Regions from separate parts of the Mus musculus genome. Here region 1 is linked to region 2. A link is a loop called in an ENCODE intact Hi-C map of the cell type or tissue named here. Cell type or tissue: left cerebral cortex. All regions are shown on one strand. Each heading gives the region's core, and the rest is flanking DNA. Links, peaks and the distances in the headings are about the cores only. Region 1 has its middle 2.8 kb from the start of Ccdc85c. Region 2 holds the start of Cyp46a1 (cytochrome P450, family 46, subfamily a, polypeptide 1).

Evidence for each region. Hi-C counts contacts between places; a loop is a spot of excess contacts. Peaks named below come from ENCODE experiments on the same cell type or tissue, not always from the same donor. Only the 100,000 strongest peaks of a DNase experiment are listed, where the experiment ranks them.
Region 1: it touches region 2 in a loop (2.3-fold over the local background); 2 of 42 quality-filtered maps call a loop at or near these places.

Annotation. Positions count from the first base shown.
Region 1 is chr12:108,275,994-108,280,376 of GRCm38, reverse strand. It overlaps a transcript of Ccdc85c not described here. Among named protein-coding and RNA genes, the nearest start is that of Ccdc85c, 2.8 kb to the right of the region's middle. In left cerebral cortex, for the core only: a CTCF peak has its summit at 2,553; DNase peaks (open chromatin) are centred at 2,544 and 3,826; H3K4me3 peaks cover 798 bases; H3K27ac peaks cover 672 bases.
Region 2 is chr12:108,330,507-108,334,889 of GRCm38, reverse strand. Cyp46a1 (cytochrome P450, family 46, subfamily a, polypeptide 1) reads right to left here and starts at 574. Exons shown (of 15, transcript NM_010010.2): 1 at 326-574. The coding sequence starts at 444. In left cerebral cortex, for the core only: a CTCF peak has its summit at 1,710 (motif pointing left); DNase peaks (open chromatin) are centred at 726 and 1,673; H3K4me3 peaks cover 1,290 bases; H3K27ac peaks cover 1,538 bases.

The DNA of each region.
Region 1 (4,383 bases), core at 104-4,103, 54 kb after region 2:
TCCTGGAACTCATTCTGTAGACCAGGCTGGCCTCAAACTCAGAAATCTGCCTGCCTCTGCCTCCCAAGTGCTGGGATTAAAGGCGTGCACCACCACACCTGGCTTCATTCTGACTCTTGACACTGCGATTCTCCCCAATTTCCCATCCCCTCCCTATTTCCAGGATCTCTTTGCCCCCTGATGCTCTGAAATTCTGCAACATGTATAAAATGTTTACTCTCTGCTGTGCTGGCCTTTCCTGTGGGGTCCTATGTCCATGAGCCCAGGGAGGTTTTTTTTTTTTCTTTCGAGACAGGGTTTCTCTGTATAGCCCTAGCTGTCCTGGAACTCACTTTGTAGACCAGGCTGGCCTTGAACTCAGAAATCCGCCTGCCTCTGCCTCCCAAGTGCTGGGATTAAAGGCATGTGCCATCATGCCTGGCTTTTTTTTTGTTGTTGTTTTTTTGTCATCATCATCATCAATTACTTTCTCCCATGTCGCAGCGATGCTGGCTATGGAGCAATAAACAAGGGAATCTGATGGAGAGACGGCAGCCAACACCACCAACTCCAGGTCCCACCGTCCCTAGATACTTACATCCTAGGCAACATATTTGGGGACCACTTGAGGGAATCTGAGGATCTTTAGGGGAAGCTCTCTAAAGCAGGGGCTCTCAACCTTCCTGACGCTGTGACCCTTTAATACAGCTCGCTGTGCTGTGGTGACCCTCAACCATAAACATTATTTTTATTGCTACTTCATAACTCTAGTTTTGCTGCCGTTATGAATCATAGTGTAAATACCTATATTTTCTGATGGTCTTAGGTGACTCCTGTGAACAAGCCACTAGGCCCCCAAGGGGGTTGGGACCCACAGGTTGAGAACCAGTGCTCTAAAGCCAGGCCTCTTTGTCCCACATAAATGAGTGTGCCTCCTTCCAGTCTGGCCAGAGAACGTGGCCATCTAGAGTACCCCAGTCCTCTTTACTGAGCTCCCCCAGATATTCGGGCGTCTTTGCTCTGGGGTACTGGTTGGGGGTTTCACTACATGAGCTTCTCGGGGCTGAGACCTTTGGGGTTCATCTGTCCCCTTGCTGCCTTGGGGCCCTGACTTGCTGATACAGGTTCTCGGCAACTGAGAGGCCAAGATGGATGCCTCCTGGTGTCGGGGGAGACCTTGCTTAGGACCCAGGACCCAGCTCACTGCATAGGTTTGCAAAGTCTCATAGGCAAGAGTCTGGAACACTCACCAGCTCTCCTCCTTCTACCCCAACCTTTCCCTAGGCAAGCAGTGCCCGCCTACGTCATCCAATGGCCTAGGGTTGGAGCCTGGTGTGCTTTGAGGCTCTCCCGTTTTGTAGAAGGAATGAATGATCCCAAGTTTAGCTACAGATCTAGAAGCTGAGGGGACAAGGTGTGTCTGTGACTGCCTGGGGACACACTGTGGCGTGAGACCAGAGATGCAAGGCCATTGTTCTCTCCTTCAGTATTTGCTCACCTGGCTCCCAGGTCCTACACTGAGCGAGAACTGGGGCGTGTGTGGTAAGCAAGCAGGACACTGGACATCTCTGTGCAGCAGCCTCACACAGGGCAGGGCGTAAAGACCTGAGGGGCTTGAGGAGTCATTACCATCCATTGTTGCCATTTCTGCCATTTCCAACAGGAGGGGCCGGGAGTGCTGGGCCTGGAGCCAGCAGAAGCCACATTAACAATTAAGGGCTTTGCCACATTCGTCCTGCCCCCCCCCCCAACACCCTACCCCCCCACCGCAGCATGAAATATTCAGACACCAGAGCTGGGTCTCGGATCGCTGCAGTGCCCGAGTGTGTGTGTGTGTGTGTGTGTGTGTGTGTGTGTTGGACTGCTACTTGTAGATTTTGTAGATTTGAGGCTTGAGGTAGCACCCGAGGCCTGGCACGCAGAGCATCTGGAAGCTGCAGGGCTGGATGGCAGGAGCAGCTGGCAGCTGTCATAGGGATATCCACAGCCGGTCTCAAAGGCTGCATGCGGAGCCTGGAACTTAGCACCTAAGCGAACCCCTATGTTGTGGGACTGCCCTCTGAGCCTGACAGCCATTGCTACCGACTCCTGCAGCAGCTGTGACCCTCAACACTGGGCCTCACAGGAGGAGGGCTGGGGAAGGTATTTGGTTACCTTCTCCTGACATCCCAGTCACACCCTCCTCCTACACCTCCCTCCCATGGGTAACTGGCCAACTTACTCCTGGTTAGTTAGTCCAGCACTAAGGAGGTACTCCAGGCCCTAGGTGGGGCAGGTTAACAGAAGGGGAGGGTACCCTATTCATGTAGCTATGGGGAACTTGTCATTCATGCTATTATTACTGCTGTTGTTATCGTTGGCTCTCAGAGTTCCAGGGAAAGGATGGTGGTTAACAGTCTCCTCCCACTCCTACACCCCCACTGAGCCCCCCCTCACCAGGCTCCGCTGGCCCCGTAGTGTGTAGGTGATTTGAATCACCGCTTGGATGAAGGTTTCCTTTTTTCTCCACTGAAGCTGTCACCCTGGAGGACCCGAAGGCAGAGGCTGCAGGCCATAGGAACACCACAAGGAGACACAAGGCAGCCACAGAGCTCAGTACAAATTGAATTGTCTCAGCAATTTCCCTGGTGAGCCGAAGTGTTCCCTTGGTGTGTGCTCTGCTCACCGCGCCCCTCCCCCCTGCAGTCTCAATGGAGTAACTCCTTAACCCACTCAGTCTCCGCTCTGTGGGGATCCTCCAGGGAGCCTGCTGCTGCGACTTGGGGGTTGAAAGCAGATCTGCAGCCTCCCCCAGGTGCGGACCCTAAGTCCCCTCCTTTTGAAAGTGTGCTGTGCTGGGTCTGCAGAGCACCAGGCCCCTCTACTCAGCTGACTCCCTGGTGCTGAGTGCACGTGGCCAGCCTCGGCATCCCCCGGGGCTCATCTTCTTCCTACCCCTTTCGACCGTCGGCTCATTTACCAGGAGGGAGGGGGAAGGAGGACTGAATTAGCTCAACCTGTGTGGTTCCCAGCCCTTTACCAATGGGAGCCAAGACAGCCAAGACTCCAGCTTCAGGTCACACATGGGCCTGCCTTTTGAGCTCAGACCTCATATTTCATCCTTTCCTTTCTTTTCTTCTCTTTTTCTTTTTTCTTTTTTCTTTTTTTTAGACAGACTCTCTGTAGCTCACTGGCCTGGAATTCAGATATTACCCCTGCCTCTGCCTTCAAACTCTAGGATTAATGTCCCGCACCATCTACGGCACCCTTTCTTGTTTTTTTTTTTTTTTTAATATATTATTACATTTCATTCTTTCTGTGTGAGTGTTTATGTAAGCTACTGCCCACTCTGGAGGTCAGAGGACAACGTGAGGGAGTAAGGTCTCTCCTTCCATCACTGTGTCCTGGGAATTAATTTAGGTTGTCAGGCTGGGCTTCACACTCCTTTACCTGCGGAGCCATCTCGCCGGCCCCTCCTCCCCTTCGAACCGGCCACTAACAAGCCAACCCTAAGGCCATTCCACTTGCTGTTCCTTTCACCTGTCCGGCCTCCAGGCTTACCTTTGTCCTTGTCACTCAGGTTTAGGTCCTAGCTCCTAGGTCCCTCCCAGAACACAGATCTAAGGCAATTGAATTCCCCGCATAGCGCTGCAGACAGCCTCACCGATTCTTCTCACGTTGTACTCTCTCCCTCCTCCCAAGAATGCCAAGTGCCCTCAGAGAGCAGTGGCCTCTTGTCCCGGTAGAATTCCCCCGGGATGGGGAAGGTGTAAGAGGGCACATGAGGTGGTTTAGTAAACGGCTGAGTAACTGTAAAAGGGGGATGTCAGCTGCTGCGCGGGCACGCGCTCCAGGCCCGGGTAGCTTACCCCGGTTTGTGCGCGCGCAGAGTGGGTTATCTCCTTGTAGGTCCAGGGGAAACGCATCCTTCCCTCGGCCCGCTGGCTGCAGAAGCGCTGTTAAATGCGCTTAGGGGACGGGATTTATAGGTGTGGGAAGATCCGTATGCTCCGCAGCGATGCGGGGCGAGGGAAGAAGGTTCTGCGGTCGCTGAGTACCTATGGACCCCAGCTATCTGGCCAGGGTGGAAGACCTTCCCTCGCCTTTCTCAGGGGTTTCCACCTAGCGAACTGCATGTTCTTCCAATCCCAGGGATTTAGCGGTGTAGTGCGCGGAAGGGAAGGGCTCGGAGAACTGCTCTGGGAAAAGGGCAGGTCCTCGGCTCCCACCACGTCAGGGGAAGAAGGGAGAGAGATCTGGCCCTGAGATAAGGCTGGCAAGGCTCCACGGTCTTGGGCTAGGGGTGGGAAGACAGCCCCGCTGCAATATTAGGCAGGGACCCAGGTGGCTCTGGTCGGTGGCCCGGAAAGGGACAAAGACCAGCCCTGCCCGACCCCCCATGTCAGGGTCCTATTGTTCCTCCTC
Region 2 (4,383 bases), core at 179-4,178:
GTGTGACCTTGGCAGGTGACTTCCCCGCGTGCGCCTCAGTCTGCAGGTCTGAACGATGGGGTAACAGCAGCGCTTACCTGACAGGACTGTAGCTGCCGACACATTTGTGCGGCCCAGCCAAGCGCGGTGGGCGCCCAGCAGCTGCTGCGGCTGTGAGTAATTTGTTACTAAGAATAGTTAGCGCCCCTCTCCGGGCCTGCGTCTCCGGGCTGGCCGTGCGTACAAGACGAGGCTGGACCCCCGTCCTGGGCGCTGGCTCTGACGCGGTCCCCAGACCCCGCGATCGAGAGCCCCAGCCAGGCCCCCGCCCCCACCCCCCGCTCACCTGGGCCGCGGCGGCCCGGGGATGTGCTCATAGCGGCTGCGAGCGCGATGCACGAAGGTGCAGCAGAGGCCGAAGGCGAGCAGGACGGCGCTGCCGAGCAGCAGCAGCCCGGGGCTCATGGCTCGTGGTCGGCGCCGGTGCAGAGGGGGCCGGAGGCTGCGACCGACTAGCTGTCAGCGCTGCGCGCCGCCTCGGCCCCAGGCCCCGCGCTCACCAGCACCGCCCCCGCCGCTCGGCTCCGCCCCCGCTGGCTCGACCCCGCCCCGGGCACGCGGACCCGCCAACCACGTCTCCGCCTCCAGCCCTAGCTCTCAGGACCCGCCCCCGCACGGCCACGCCCTCTTTGAGGCCCAGCCCCAGCCGCCACGCCGTTCCCGCCCAGAGCGATAAGTATTCACCAATCACAACCTGGCTTTTGGCTCAGACTTTGAGGCCACGCCCCTTCTACCCTCTCTTGAGCTCAGACTCCACCCCGAAGTCGCCCCGCCCAGAACGCGTTGTCCTGGCAACCTCGCTTCCTGGGCGCAAGCTGCCCAGGCGGCGGCGCAAATCCCGTCCGCTGGCTCCGCCCCTTTGGCCTCGCCAACTGTCTCTCCGCGTGCAGTGCCAGGCCTCTTCCTTTCTCGTGCAAACCTTCTGAAAACCCTTTCCCAGCCCTCCAATCCCCGTCTTGCGCTGACTGTTCTCAAACATCTCCCTGAAACCTTAGCGCCCCAAAGTTAGTCAATCCCAAATGTCCTCGCGCTGCGCCTTCATTGCAGGTCGGTGCAAGCCTTGCGCCCGCTGTGTGCCAGCGTCCGCCCGGAGGCGGAGGACAAGATCCTAGCAGGATGCAGGAGTTCCTGGGCCCGGGAAAACCATAATCCTGAGTATGGGTGATGGTCCATAGGAATGTGCTGGGCTGTGCTCCGCCTTCTCACCCGGTGGAAGCGCAAAGTGCTCCTCACTTCCGAGTTTCAGTTCCCGTGGGGGACGCTCAGATAGGCCTGCAGTGGATGGGAGGGCCAGATGTGCGCTCTCCTTGACTAGATAAAGAGCCTCGGGATTGGGGAGTGGGGGCTCTGAAGACCTCGAGAGAAGGTCGGTTTCTGACTACTCCGAGACCTTGGTTAGGTCCTGGAGGGGTCTGAAGACAGAAAAACAGGAAAAAAGTGTGGACCGTGTGCCTACATTTCCGGGTATACAGGACCAGCCCCCGGGAGGGACATATCAGGGATCCGTGAGCTGCAGGTGACGGGGAGAGCTTTAGGAGCTGTGCTTGATTTCGGTCTGGAGAGGCCACCTCAGCCTGAACAAGACGGGAAGCCAAGCATCCAACCGGGGACTGGCCTCTGAGTGGCATTAGGGGGATGTGGCTTGCCACCGCGCCCCCGTGTGGTAGCGAGCGGCAGTCGCATGTGCGCAACAGGGACCTCCCGTGGCCCTGCTTGGGGGCAGAGGAAGGTCAGCCAGTTTAGTTTAGCCATTTGTGAAAGCTCCTGAATTGAGAGGAGATGAAGGCATGAGACTGCGAGGAGGGTGTAGACTTCTTGCGTGCTTTTAGGCGAGTTAAAGAGAGTAGACAGCAAAGACCGTGGGGCATCGTGGTGCTCACAGGAGAAAGGATCAAAAGTTCGAGGCTAGGTGGATATGGTGGGTGATACACACCTTGAATCTCAGCACTGGGAAGGCAGACCAGGCCAAGACTATACAGAAACCCTGTCTCAAAAATAAAATATTTTAGGCCTTCAGAGTTCAAGGCTAGTCTGAGCAACTTAAGACCCTGTCCTAATTTTTTTTCTTTTTTCTTTTTTTTTAAGGGTTAGCAATCTGGCTTAGTGGTAAGGTGCTTGTTTGTAAACACACAATACAAGGTCCTGGGTTCAATTTCCAATACTGGGAGGGTGGTGTGCAGAGCAGAGAAGCATGGCATGGTCACTTTAGGAGGGTGTTATGACCCCTCACCCTGAGCTTAGCAGATATCCTAAGCTGTGTGGACTTAACTTTGTGTCAGGACTCAGAACAGAGAGAGACTCCCTGGAGGCAAGGCCTGATTCCAATGGACTCTGGGCACAGTCTGAGATGCTCCACACAGGACAGACTAAGGAAAGGGAAAGGTAATAATATTCTCTGACACATCAGGCAACTCTAGTGACCTCTGGCTTGGCAGGGCCCCTCACCCCACCCTTTCTGCCCCTCTTCCTGGCTGGAGTGTGTCAGTGGCATCCTGTCCCAGATCCCACATCCACTCTGTTTGTGTCTCCATGCCCATGACGCTCCTAACTAACTCTCCTATAGTTAGCTGTGCGACACAAGCTGCTGCTCATGCAGACCCTATGTCCCAGAAAGTTAATAACCAAAATTTATTAGCAAGTGGTGTGTGTTTGTATGTGTGCGTGTGTGCGCGCGCGTGCTTGTGTGACAGAAAAGGGTATCAAATACTCTCTTGCTCTCACCACCTCTTCCTTTGAGACAGAGTCTCTCCCTGAACCTGGGACTCAGATTTTCTCTTCTAGGCTAGAATTCAGCAATGGCCAGCAATCCTGTCTCCATTCCCTCTTGGAGCTGAGGTTACAGATGTGAACGGTGTGTTAGGTGGGCACTGGGATCATTGTGCAGTAAGAACTCTTAACTGCTGAGTCACCTCTCCAGCCCTATGTATGTGGCGGAGGTGCCCATGCACTTGGAGATCAAAAAACACAGCTGTAGCTGTCGGTTCTTAGCTGCTTCTTATTTTCAGAGACAGGGTCCCTCTTTGGCCTGGAACTAGCCTAGGCTAGCTTGCCAGTGATCTCCCATGGGCTTGCTGAGCTCCAACTCCCATCTTACCATTGCTGGAATTTCACATGTGCACCACCACAACAAACCCCATAAAAGTTACTGTCATTAATGTTTTTATCAAGTATTTGTGTATTTTTATGTGCATTCTGGGGTCAAAACTTTACCCACAGAGTCGTCTCTCCAGCCCTGGCATTTTATATTGGCTGCATGTTAAAATATTTTGAATATGTTAGATTAAATAAAATATATCAAAATGAAGATGGACTAGAGAGATTGATTGGCAGTTAAGAGCACTGGCTGCTCTTCTAGAGGACCCAGGTTTGATTCCCAGCACCTACATGGTGGCTCATAACCATCTGTAACTCCAGTCCCTGAGGTTCTGATGCCCTCTCTGGCCCCAGAAGACACCAGGCACATGAGTGGTGCACACACATGCATGTATGTAAAACATCAATACACATAGAATATAGTTTGTTTATTTGTTTGTTTGAGACAGGGTTTGTGTGTGTGTGTGTGTGTGTGTAGCCTTGGCTGTAGACCAGGCTGGCCTGGAACTAACTGAGAGATTCGTCTGTCTCCTGAATGCATCATTTCTTAGTCAGAATTTCTATTCCCACACAAACATCATGACCAAGTAGCAAGTTAGGGAGGAAAGGATTTATTCAACTTTTACTTCCACGTTGCTGTTCATCACCAAAAGAAGTCAGGGCTGGAACTCAAACAGGTCAGGAAGCAGGAGCTGATGCAGAGGCCATGGAGGGATGCTCCTTACTGGCTTGCTTTCCCTGGCTTGCTCAGCTTGCTTTCTTATAGAACCCTTGCTCACTAATTGAGAAAATGCCTTACACGATGCTTCTGCCAACTACCGCTGTAGATGTTCCCTGTCTTAGCTAGGGTTTGTATCGCTATGACAAAACACCATGACCAAAAGCAACTTCAGGAGAAAAGCGTTTATTTAAACTTACATCCTCTAGTTCCTCATCCAGGGAAGTCAGAGCAAGAGCTCAAATCAGGAACCTGGAGACAAGAACTGATGTTGAGGCCATGGAGGAGCACTGCTTACTGGCTTGCTCCCTGCCGCTTCCCTTTGGTGGTTTGTTCAGCCTGCTCTGTTATACCATCCAGGACCACTGAGCCATAGATGGCACCACCACAGTGGGCTGGACCCTTCCTCGTCAATCATTCCTCAAGAAAATGCCCCACAGGCATTTCCCACATGCCAATGTGGTGGGTGTATCTTCTCAACTGAGGTTCCCATTTCTCGAATGACTCTAGCTAGTGTTAACCTGACATTAAAA